Regions from separate parts of the Mus musculus genome. Here all the other regions are linked to region 1. Evidence: chromatin loops called from intact Hi-C (ENCODE). Cell type or tissue: heart. All regions are shown on one strand. Each heading gives the region's core, and the rest is flanking DNA. Links, peaks and the distances in the headings are about the cores only. Region 1 overlaps Mitf (melanogenesis associated transcription factor). Region 2 has its middle 29 kb from the start of Gm24565. Region 3 has its middle 15 kb from the start of Mitf. Region 4 holds the start of Mitf (melanogenesis associated transcription factor).

The links. Hi-C counts contacts between places; a loop is a spot of excess contacts. Peaks named below come from ENCODE experiments on the same cell type or tissue, not always from the same donor. Only the 100,000 strongest peaks of a DNase experiment are listed, where the experiment ranks them.
Region 2: a loop joins it to region 1, with 2.7 times the contacts of the local background. A loop is called at or near these places in 10 of 42 quality-filtered maps.
Region 3: it touches region 1 in a loop (2.0-fold over the local background); 6 of 42 quality-filtered maps call a loop at or near these places.
Region 4: it touches region 1 in a loop (2.2-fold over the local background); 7 of 42 quality-filtered maps call a loop at or near these places.

The regions. Positions count from the first base shown.
Region 1 is chr6:97,856,857-97,859,356 of GRCm38, forward strand. All of the region lies in intron 1 of Mitf (melanogenesis associated transcription factor), which reads left to right. Among named protein-coding and RNA genes, the nearest start is that of Mitf, 51 kb to the left of the region's middle. In heart, for the core only: a CTCF peak has its summit at 1,085; a DNase peak (open chromatin) is centred at 1,015; H3K27ac peaks cover 590 bases.
Region 2 is chr6:97,757,997-97,761,178 of GRCm38, forward strand. No RefSeq gene overlaps it. Among named protein-coding and RNA genes, the nearest start is that of Gm24565, 29 kb to the left of the region's middle. In heart, for the core only: a CTCF peak has its summit at 1,509 (motif pointing right); no DNase peak of the experiment used is centred there; H3K27me3 peaks cover 235 bases.
Region 3 is chr6:97,790,707-97,793,888 of GRCm38, forward strand. No RefSeq gene overlaps it. Among named protein-coding and RNA genes, the nearest start is that of Mitf, 15 kb to the right of the region's middle. In heart, for the core only: a CTCF peak has its summit at 1,620 (motif pointing left); no DNase peak of the experiment used is centred there.
Region 4 is chr6:97,805,846-97,809,027 of GRCm38, forward strand. It overlaps Mitf (melanogenesis associated transcription factor), which reads left to right and starts at 1,213. Exons shown (of 10, transcript NM_001113198.1): 1 at 1,213-1,442. The coding sequence starts at 1,339. In heart, for the core only: a CTCF peak has its summit at 1,216; DNase peaks (open chromatin) are centred at 1,126 and 1,636; H3K4me3 peaks cover 1,916 bases; H3K27ac peaks cover 1,334 bases.

The DNA.
Region 1 (2,500 bases), core at 1-2,500:
AATAAACTCTTCATTCCAAAAGTTGTCTTTGTCATGGTGTTTTATCACAGCAACAGTAGAGTAACATGGTGATTAAGAACACTTGCTTTGCTAGCCTGAGGACCTGAGTTAAAAATCCCCTGTAATAACCTAAATCCCACAATATAACCCAGTGCTCTGGCATTGAATATATGAGGACTAGTATGGCTTGCTGGCTGACAGTGTAGTTCTATGTTCAAAGGGAGTCCCTTTCTCAAAGGAATAAGACAGACCATGATAGAACAGAACACCTGACACTTTCCTTTGGCTTCCACATGCATGGGCTCATGTGTACTTGTACACATGTGCTAAGAAGCCCACACATGCTAAGATATACACAAACATGAGAGAGAGAGAGAGAGAGAGAGAGAGAGAGAGAGAGAGAGAGAGTGTGTGTGTGTGTGTGTGTGTGTGTCTTGGCTGTTTGAAAGTTTAAACTGGCTCAAGTTTTCAGATCTTTAATGTTGTAAACCTGATTACTCTATTATCCTAAGGTAGGCTTCTTATATCCAGAGTATGTAGGAAACATAGCAACGGTGTATTAATCACAGCTACACCCATCACGGTGTTCAAGTGTGTGTATAACTGTGTGTGCATTGTTAGAGATGCCTGTGTGTTGCTTTATTTGTGCCTTAGGACCTGGGAAGCATGGCTTAATGCTTTGAGTAACAGTCAGCAGACCTGGAGGAGGCCTTCATTTCTTGGGATCAGGGAACAGAGAGAACGTTCTGGAAATGAGCTTTGGCTAAGGAGGATCTTGTGTGCTGAGAGGCGATCTTCAAGGGGAGACAGGTCTGTGCGGTCCAGAGTAGATTTTTAATTCAGAGCAGGCAGTGTCTCTGTGTTGGTATGGCTACCCTCGATCCCACCAACCTCCAGTGCAGAACTGTCAAATGAGCAGTGGAAGAAGATGAAAGAAAGGCAGCAAGGCCAAAGCAGGCCTGCCCAGCCATGCTGTTCTGTGGCGGGACCTGACCGCCAGCCACTGGCCAGATGTTTGGAGGCTGTTCCTGGTTTCATTTCCCTGCTTTCCTGCACTAACTTGACCAACAGCAGCACTGGCTGGTGAAAACAGGAACAACACAATGCTTTCCTGCACACTTTCATATGCTGCCTTCCCCTCTTCCTGTGACCTCTCTCCCCTTCCTAAGCCCAAGTTTACTTTCTAGGGTTATCTTCTTTCCTTCTCTTCTGAGATCCTGTTCTTTTAAAGAAATCGGCCTTGATAGTTTGCTTTGTACCAGCAGTGCCTCCCCATGTGAACACCACAGCCTGCGAGAAGCTCACGCAACTTGGCTTTTAGGGATGTGTGCTCAGGCTGTAACAGTGATGCTCTGTATTTTGGAGCTGTCTCACCATAGACTTCCCAGCTCTTTGGCTCTTACAAATTTTTCACCCTTTCTTCCATGATGTCCCCTCAGCTTTAAATACAGGAATACAATACAAAGTGGTCAGCCATGAGGTGATATGCAAACAAGCAACACCAAATGGATTCGATTCAGTAGATTGTAGTTATATCTATGCTTATACATTAGTATGTGTGTATATGTATGTGTGTGTATGTATATATATATATTATTGATATCTATATATCAATATCAATATATATATATTTAGCCAAGGCTCGGGAAGATGTGATGTAATTACATTTTAATTATTTTTTAAGTCACCATTTTTACTGGCTGCAGAATGTTTCACAGCATGATTTGATTACAGTTTATTCATGTAAGCTGCCATTGATAGACTCAGATGGTTCCACTTTTCCAGCTAGTGAAATCAATAGCACTGCATATTTTAACTCCATTTAAAAGAGTATTGAAGTACTTTCTATGTGCATATTTTGCTTTTGTTCTAGTTTTGTTCCCATCTCCAAGCTCATTCAAGTCTTTAACATTTCTAAGTTGCTAATGGACCTTCTGCAATCCTTGAATTTGGTCCATCTGGGCTATCCCGTGCCATTTCTTGATCTCAAAACTTTCATCCTTTGCCTCAGGTGCTTGTTTACTGATCATGGCTGTCCTGTGTGTCAGAGTATACCTCAGAATATCCCTGTCCAGTGTGTATCTAACCCCCACCCAGTGGGGTGGTCCACAGTATCTCTCTAGATATGCCAACATACTCTTCAGGGTTGGAGATGATCCTGGTTGAGAAGGAGCATCATCTGCTGTGATGTGTATCAAGTGTACTTTATAAGAAAAACCAATACATGGCAGAAGTTACTTTTCTTATACATCCATCTATACACGCGAGCCTCATACTACATAGCACAGCCACATGGTGCACAAGGATGCTTTGGTCAGTAATGGGCCACATACATGACAGTGATCCCATAAGACTGTCACTTGGTGACACTTGGAACCATCTGAATTCTAGTGCATGTGGCAACTGTATTCTGAGCACAGTATTTCTTGCAACGTATTTCTCAGAACAGTTTCCTATCATTAAAAAAACACATGGCTGTACTGGAAATAAATCTCAATAT
Region 2 (3,182 bases), core at 277-2,776, 99 kb before region 1:
CCCCAGAACCAAAGTTTTTTAAAAAGTGGGAATGCTTGAATGCAATTGTAATCCCAGTGCTGGGGAGGTGGAGGCAGGCAGATCCTTGAGGCTCAATAGCATGACACCCTGTCTCAAAAAAAAAAACCTGATGACACCTGAGCTTGACCTCTGTCCTTACGCATGTGCACAGAAACACATGTGTACTCCACGTGAATACACACATGCAAACTGTTAGAAGGAAATTGTTATGGCTTATTTTTAGTTTTAAGTGTGTTTAGGCCTCATTAAGTAATCACAGGGAAGCAAGAGGCCCTAGGCTCCTGTCTTCCACAGCTGGCAGCTGGCAGCTGCTTGTCTAGGTACTCTAAGTTCATTCCAGTGCTGCAAACCCATAGGCAGTCGGCTACATGAGTAAGCTTGTATAGCAGAAAAGGAGGTGATCTCAAGTCTCAGGACATACACTAGATAAGGCTGTGTGTCCCAAACTCATAGGGACACACAGGGCTTTAGGGCCGAGGCAATGCTAGGCACTGAGAAGATTGTATTTCCCAAGGAACTCACTCAGTCAGGGAAAATGTGTGTGTGTTCGTGTGCATGTGTTACTGTTTCGTGCCACATCAGCCATTTTTGCCCTTTCTTTACACTGACACCCAAGTTCTCATGGTCATAAACTATTTCCCTTTCACTACTCCGAGTCTCCAGTACTCTTGTTATGCAGTAAGGACCATTGTTTCTCACCATACACACACACACAGAGTCATCTACTAATTCAGGGTCTCGTCCAGCAGAAGGTTTCTTGTAGCCTCTAAGGTCATAGACACAGGCACAAATGGCAAATACTGCTTCCAGCAGGGGACCCATCCTTTAGGGACTGGAAGGTTAGACAAATGGCTCTGTGTGTGTGTGTGTGTGTGTGTGTGTGTGTGTGTGCTCCCAGAAATAAGCGAGATTAAATGTGGAATTGCTTAAAGCTTAGCAAGGGTATTCTCTAACTCAAGCTCCCCACACACACACTTACAGGTCCCATTCTGACAGCTTGATGGATCCTCCCTGGTTTCCCATTGTGTACAGAGCTTCAGATCTGTGTGGGCTTTAAGCAAATACCACCTGTTTTCTCTGCAGCAGCTGTTGCAAATAGCAAGGATGGATTGGGGCTCCGAATAGGGTCCTCAGTGAGAATGGGAGGGAGAGACGGAGGACAGGCTCTACAGAGTGCAGCTACAGCCCTTTCATCATTTTGAGGGACCACTGACTCCCCTGGGTTGGAATGCTCTGCAAGAAGTGTGGCCCGATTTTTTTGTTCATTTGTGACTGTGTTCTCCTTCTCCTCCTGTGTGAGCCTCTCAGAGCCTTAAAAGCTTGGATTCATCACTCTGTGGATGAGTGACCTTGGATGTAGCCTTTTGGTCTTAGTTTTCCTGTCCGTAAGCAAAGGAAAACTACAGCTGTCTTTGTGGCCACTGGACACATGGATCGAAAAGTCTTGGGGAAGTCTCAAGGGACTGTCTGTCCTGCGGCATGTGCCAACAGTAGATGGCGCTCCTTCTCCTTTGCCAAGACAGAAAAGGTTAAAGGACCAGAAGAGTTGAGTCTTCCATAAAACAGTATGAAGGTACCCATATTGGCATTCAGTCTTTTGCCTCTAAGGTCAACACAGATGTTGGTCTCAGCCTTCAGCCAAGTCCCTATCCCAGGCTCTGATTGGGGGAAAATCTATACACTGTAGTGGTTTAAATGTGACACACATTTTGTGAGCTCCTGTGTTTGAATACTCGATCGCCAGCTTGTGACACCATTTGGGGAGGATATAGAAAATTTTGGAGGAAGTGAAGCCCATGGAGATGTGGGTGAGCAGTGTCTATGTCATGCCTTTGCTCCTGTAGCCAACGCCACTCCCACCCCATCAACACCGATGCCTTACTTCCCATGACACACTATACTCTCAAATGGTGAGCCCAGTCTCTTAAGCTATTCCTGTCAGGGGTCTGTCACCTGCACAAGAAAAGTCCTTATTAAGTTGGCCATTACTCATACTGTGAACTAGGCAGGATGCCGCTGCAGGGGAAGGGATAAACTTACCACAGCATGTCTAATATGGACAAGAGAGGCTGGGTTGGGTGGCTTGAAATGGGTGGGGATCTTCTAGTATACAAGTGAAAATGCTGTCATTGTAGAGAGCAAGGGGAGTGTGGATCCAGACACCATACTTCAGATTTAGCTCATTTTAAAGAGCAGATGGAAGCCGTGTGATCGTTCATGTCTATAATCCCAGCATTTGGGAAGCAGAGGGAGGGGCATTGGTGTGATTTCCTTTGAGGTCTACTTATTAAGTTCTAGCCCATACTGGGCTACAAAGTGAGGCTGCAGGTTAAAAAAAACAAAAAAAAAACAAAAAAAAAACTGGAAACAGATTAGAGCTCTGTGGCAGAGTGCTCACTCAGCAAATGCAAGGGTCGGGGTTCAAGCTCCAACACTACAACAAACAAACACACAAAAACAAAACAAAAGCAGCTGGGATATCCTCGACAGTGTACCTGCTTTGTCACATCAGAAAACGAAGGTCCTTGGCTCTGTGACTTCTAAAACAGAGACATTTAGCATATAGGAATGAAGAGGCTGCTATGTTAATTTAACGTGAGGGATTGTGATCTAAAACCACAAATGGACCCAAGAAGTAAGCAGTGGGCAAGGCTGGGTTATGCAGCCATGGTTCTGGGAGGGACTTCCCAGTGGCAAATACACATTTGGGTGGATGTCTAGTAAATTATAAAGTCTAGGCAGATTTGCTTGCTTGTCCTGTGAATAAGAGAGAATTCTTTCTGCCTTCTTCAACCTTCACTATGCCAAGTCACACATTTTCCTGTCCTTATAAACTTCATCGGGATGGACTATGAAGTCTTCCATACACCTACTCCTTCAGTAGAAGGCAGAGAGGGAATGTCGGAGCATGAGACAAGTTTCACATCACAGCAGACAGGAAACCCGAGGAGGAGATAGCTGCTCGAAGCTGCTATTGTCGGTTTGAGAGTGAGTGGATAGCAAAATCATAACCTCTTAATTCTCAGTGGTCAAACATCATCTTTATTGAATAGGTGAGCATGTTGCTACCTGGGAAATAAGAATGACTGGTTTCAAAGTGGGATCTGAAACTAATTCTGTTACATGGTAGGACTACCCGCAACTAACTATTTATCATCCTT
Region 3 (3,182 bases), core at 256-2,755, 66 kb before region 1:
AGAAGAGCTGGCCTTGGGGGCATAAGAGAAGGAGAGCTGACCCCACTCCTAGCAATAATTGGGAGAGCAAAGCTACACATTGCAGGAGTTGTGGGTGAGTAGGCCTGAGGTTATGAGTATAGGACAGCTGGCCAATGAAGTGACATGGACTAAGAAGAAATACCCTCTTCCTCCACCCACCACCAGCTGTGGTAGGTGGGAGACCTGGCTCTTGGGTCATGAGAGCAAGACAGTTGGTCCTACTTCTGACCAGCTGTAGCACTTGGAAGAGTAGAGCCTGCACTTCTCCTGGACAGCACAGTAGAGCTGACCATAGTACTAGGGACACCAGTGTGCCACCCCTGAGGCACAGGAACTTGGGGCAGCTGGGTCTGCCATTTGTCTATCTTGTGGTGACGTAGACGAGAGAAAGACTCCTCTGCTGCCCGCCCCCGCTCCACCCATGCACCCACCGCCACCTACAGTAGGTTAGAGAGCTGGCTCTGAGGTCATCAGAGTGGGAGAGCTCTGGTCTTGTCCCTTACCAGCTGCAACACTCAGGAGAGCAGGCCCTGAACCTCTCTTAGGCATCAGGGTAGAGCTAGCCTTGGTTACAGGGTTGCTAATGAGCTGGCCCCTGAGTGTGTGAGAGAGAAAGAGCCAGTGGGATGACCAGCTCAGATAACTCCCAGGCCCTGATCCAGGGCTTTGAATTGACCCAACATCTACCCCATCAATGAGCTGCTGGAGCCCATGAAGGGGCCAGTTCTACAGATCCAAAACTACAGGATCTCCATGACACAGGCCAACAACAGGATATCTGAGAGGAGTCCCAGTGAGGTTCCGATATTAACATAGTAGCTGAAGCCGGAGGCTTTGTACTGGACCAAGAAACATTTGCAAGCAAAGAAGTGTGGACAAAAGGGTATACTGTCAGACACAGTGTGACACACTATAGCTTCCACAATTTTTTTTCTCTGTTAGGAGATAACAAGGGTACAAGGTTACAAGGGAGAGGGCAGATTCAAGGGGATGGGGAGATGGGAAGTACTGGGGCACATGATGTGAAATTGACTAAGAACCAATAAAAAGTTTTAAAACTGAATCATCAGAGATAACCCCTACTCCCACTGTAAACCACACAACAATAACATATAGAGAGAGGACCTAGCTTAGACCCATACAGGCTCCCCGATTGCCAATATCTATGAGACCCTATGAGCTCAGGTTAGTTGATTCTGTGGGTTTTCTTGTGCTGTCTCTGACCTCTCTGGCTCCTACAATCCTTCTTCCCCATTTTCCAAAAAATTTCTGTGTTATAGCCAGTGTTTGGCTGTGGGTCTCTGTATCTGCTCCTAACAGTTGCTAGGTGAAGCCTCTATGATGACAATCATGCTAGACTCCTGTCTACGAGTATGACAATATCATTAGGAATCGTTTTGTTGCCTCCTCCTCCTCTTCCTCCTCCTCCTCCTCCTCCTCCTCCTCCTCCTCCTCCTCCTCCTCCTCCTCCTCCTTCTTGCTGGTTGTGTTTGGTATTGTGGGTCTCTGGTCTATTCAAGCTTCTGGTTTCTTGCCCTCCAGGCAGTGTTGTGTGTGCAGGGGAGTGCTCCCTCTTGTGGCATGGATCTCAAGCTGGACCAATTATCAGTTGTCCACTCTAAAGATGCATTTGTACTAACCAGGTGCCCTCCTCCCATGGTAATTTTGGAACTGAAACAGTGCTTACTATTAAGGGTAGACTTATATCAAGGGGATATGATGCAAGCATCCATTTTGAATAAGAGTGTGTATTTAAAGAGGCACTACTTATATAGAGAAGGCTAGACAAATCAAATATGGCGAGGAGGGGTCAAAGAAATAAAGGGCTCACTTTTTGATCCACATCTCTTTATCTATTCTTGTTCTACCCCTCAGGCTCTAGTGGCCAACTATTTACTCTATTTTCTGTAAAAAAAAAATCAGATTTTTATTATTCTTTATTTAAGTATTTAGGCCACATAACATTTTCTTTCCATGCCTGACTTACTTTGTCTGACACAATGCATCCCCATTTCTCCAGGCTCACATGAATTCCTGAATGACAGGTTTCCATTTTCTTTTTCATATTAAATAGTTTCATACACACACACACACACACACACACACACACACACACACACACAACTTTATCTTATGGTATTTATTGGATTCAAACCCAGAACCTGTGTGTGTTAGACAACCACTATACCACCAAGCTAATCCCTAAACTTGGCTTTGTTAGGTAGAGGAGTGTCTTCCTATGAAACCCAGGCTACCCTTGACCTTGATCTTATCTCACTATCTAGTCTTGACTGATAGGATGACTGGCCTGTGCTACCACCACACCCAGTTTAAAAGTACATTTCATTTATCTGTTGGTTGGGGGTAGGGGGGCAGGTAGACACATAGCTTGCTTCTACATCTTGGCTCTTATGAACAGATCTGCATGAGAGTGCAGTTCTTAATTCACACTGTTTCCCATTGCTTTGCATGTATATCAACCCAGAAGGAGGACTGCTAGATATTTAAAGTAGTGCCATTAAAGTGTTCAGAGGACGTCCATACTATGTCCATGGGGACATTCCTGATGACGTTGTCCAATTTTCTCCCCACCCACAGCATTGGCTATCTTTAGTCTTTTTTGCTGACGAGCTTTCTTGCTGAGGTGAAGATCTAACTCGTTTTGGTTTTAGCTTGTATTTCTCTGATAATTTGAGATATTAAGAATTTAAAAATTATTTATTTTAGCCAGGTGTGGTGGTACACACAGCACTCAGGAGGCAGAGGCAAAGCTCTGTTAAGTTTCAGGACAGTCTGGTCTACATAGTGAGGCCCTACCTCAAACATTATTTTATTTTTAAAAATTTTATTAGTTAGATATATTTTTAATTGTTATGCAAGACCACCAAAATCCTGTATGTTTATGAGGTACCATGAGGTATCTTGATAAATGTATATAACATTGCATATGGCTTAAGTCCAGTTAAAATATTTATTTCCTCAAACACTGACTGCACATTTTATGATAAAAGCATTAATTCCTCCCCCTAGCTTTTTGAGATACTTACTTCATAGCTGTTGCTTACAGTTACCTTGCTATGTATTAGTACAGTAGAGTTTCCTGTTTCTATCCAGCTGAAGTGGAATACCCACACCTTTTTCCCAGACTCCCTTTTCAGAAC
Region 4 (3,182 bases), core at 274-2,773, 51 kb before region 1:
ATTCTTCAGTCATGTGTGTCCTGAGGACCAATTGCAGGTTGTCATGTTTGCAAATAAGTAAATTTACCGACTGAGCCATTTTGCCTGCCCCTAGTGTATACAAATTGCAAGTAATTCTTTCCTTACTTTTGACCTTGCAACACCATCTCAAATAGGTTTCCTAATCTCTTCTTTCATAGATGAGGAAATTAAGGCTTCTAGGAATCCAATGGACATGTCTAAGATTACACAGGATTTCTTAGAAGAACTAGGAATTTCTGCCATCTTAAAATGCCACCCTTAACTCCAATGTCTCAAAGCACTCGTTGATGTTTTATACAACATGAAGAGTCCTGCTGGAACTAACCAGAAGACAGGTCTGAACATACAAATGAGCTAAAGTGCGGTCATTTAATACATCACCTAGCCGAGTACCTTGAAGCTGCACCGGCTTGCAATGTTAGGACAATCTCATCTGAACTCCCAGCCAACTGAGAAATTGAAAGCAGACGGTGGTGGTGGTGGTGAAGCTGTTTGGTAACTTGATGTCTTTTAAAATTAACTGAATCCTTCAAGTGCTGCTTTAGATTAGAGGTGACTAATTGGATAAAAGGAAAGGAGCCTTTCAACTGATGAAGAGTATTGTGGGAGCTTATACTGAGTTCCAGAAAAAGAACGCACAAGAACAACTCCTCCAATAATGCTTTCATTATAAAAGTGAAGTTTCCAACACTCTGTTTCAATAGAGGACAAAATGATGTGTCGCTGCAGTCCAGAAGAGCTCGGGGGCTAATAGAAAGTCCTTTTATTTTAAAAATGGGTTTTAACTCTGACCGAAACTTTCTAGTTTCAAAACCCCTTAGTGTTTTATTTTTTAAATGAACGCTCGGCGTGTCCTCGCAGATGTCTAAACCAGGAGGGACAGTAGAAGCCCAGGCTGAGTTGTTCTTATTAATATTAAACAGCCAGGTCTGTATCCTTGAAGCAAACCGGAGAGACACGGAGAGGAGCTGCTGACATTGACAAGGAATCCAAACAGGACTTGCACTATCCGTGTACACCACGTTGTCTCTCCCCGGTTTGACCTTCTGGGAGTTGTAGTTTTTGCGGAAGCTGATATCCTGGAGAGCTGGTGTGCTCTGCCCAGGCGGAACCACAAATCCCAGGGCGCACCGGGCTCAGCCCCTCCCGCTCTGGTGTGAGAGTAAACTCACCGCGCCGGGGCGGGCGGCCGGCTAGCGGGCTGAGTGGGGCACTGCGCGGGGCGCGCGGCTTGGGGTACCCGAGGCCCCCCATCTTTCTCAGGTGCCCGGGTTCTGGTCCAAGTCCCAAGCAGTGGAAGGCGGGCAAGAGGGAGTCATGCAGTCCGAATCGGGAATCGTGGCGGATTTCGAAGTCGGGGAGGAGTTTCACGAAGAACCCAAAACCTATTACGAACTCAAAAGTCAACCTCTGAAGAGCAGGTGAGTGGTGACAGCTGGAGGGAGGCGCGGCAGGAGGCCCATGGGCCCCGCGCCTGCTACCCTGGGAGGAGAACAGTCAGTCTGGATAGCTCTAGGACAAGGACCCCGTGCCCTTGCCTTGGGGTACAGGGCGACCTGGCCCCTGGCATTTAGGGTCCCGCTTACAGACGACTTGCTTGCATCCCAGGGTATCTGACAGTGGCATTTTGGGGACACCGCGAGTCTCTTGGGATGGCTCATCCAGACGTGGGGACCCTCGGCTGCAGATGCCAGCTGCTGAGCTAGATGGGGGCTGGGGCGGTACCCGGCGCGAGGTGGGGTAGGAGGAGCACCGGACAGGGACTGTGATCTGGTGCTACCAAGAGCAATTTTTCTGAAGCTCCCTAGCAGGCTGAGGGGCTCAGGAGAGGGGGATCTGATGCTCCAGGGCAGCGATGAACTGGCCTGGAGGTCTTCCCTTGTAGACCAGCCCCTCTGGGAGATACTACTCAGAGAGGCCTCTAGGTGAAGTTCACCTGAGCTTCACCTTTCACCTGCCACAGGACAGCACCGAGGAGGTGTGTGTGTGTGTGTGGGGGGGGGGGGTGAATAAAAGGAGGGGAGGAGGTTGTGGGTGGGCGTGTCTCTCAAGCTGGGCAAGCTGTCTGGAATAGAAGTCTTTACAAATGCAAGAAGGAAGGAAGGAAGGAAGGAAGGAAGGAAGGAAGGAAGGAAGGAAAGAGAGAAAGAAAGAAAGAAAGAAAGAAAGAAAGAAAGAAAGAAAGAAAGAAACAAACAAACAAACTACCTTAGAGGTCTGTGGTGGTTGGGAATGCTCTCTTGGCACCTACACACATTTAATTCTCCAGGCGCTTCAAGAACTTTGGGCCTAGAGTGAAGATGTTCTCTAGTCTGGTGCCTCCCAACTCTTCAGTACCTCTGCAGTATCCTAATCCCTCACGCCACCCTCCATTGCTACTTGCCTGGCAGAATCGGTTATCACTCTCTTTGGTCCCTCTGGACCCTTGAAGTGCTTCTTATTTGTCATGTTTACAGAGAGGGGGATAGTCACTGGAATCTGTGACTTTATTTCCACCCTTTCAGTTGTGCGATGAAGTAAGGCTAACATCATCACCTGGTGCATCAATTGTCTAGGGTCTAGATGAGTGAGGTTCCCCTGGTAGAGGGGCAGAGGGACTCACTTTCAGGGGCCAGGAAGGCAGAATTGAGGGGTGGAATCTTTGGTTTGGGAGACAAAAAGGCTGGGTCTTATAAAGTGGAGACAGGTTGCTTTCCTTCAGGGCTGGGACAGGACCTTGAATCCAGTCATGGGAACAAACTCTGGGAGGAGCAGAAGCCCTGGCTCCCTGGCTAAGGCAGGCTTTTTGCACATGCTTGTGGCAGAGTGGAAGGAAATGTGTTAGGCATCAAGATGCATAAACTCAGCCTTTCACTAGTGGCTTCTTTTCATAATGGCTATTTGTGTGTGAATGTAGATAAGGGTGTATTGGGTGCTCTGAGAGTGATACTGTGTAAAGCGCATTGTTGGTTATGCTCATTAGAGCTTTATCTGCATGTGGCTGAAGGGACCAGTGTTTTACTGAGCAGTCAGTCCCTGCTTTTGCTTCTATAAGCAAATGCTTACAAGGCCAGAATGAGGGGGGCAGGGGGAGTGTGTGCGTGTGTGTGTGTGTGTGTGTGTGTGTGTGTGTGTCTGAAAGAAATTAATTAACTGGGCTCTTCATTTTGATGGTGGCTGAT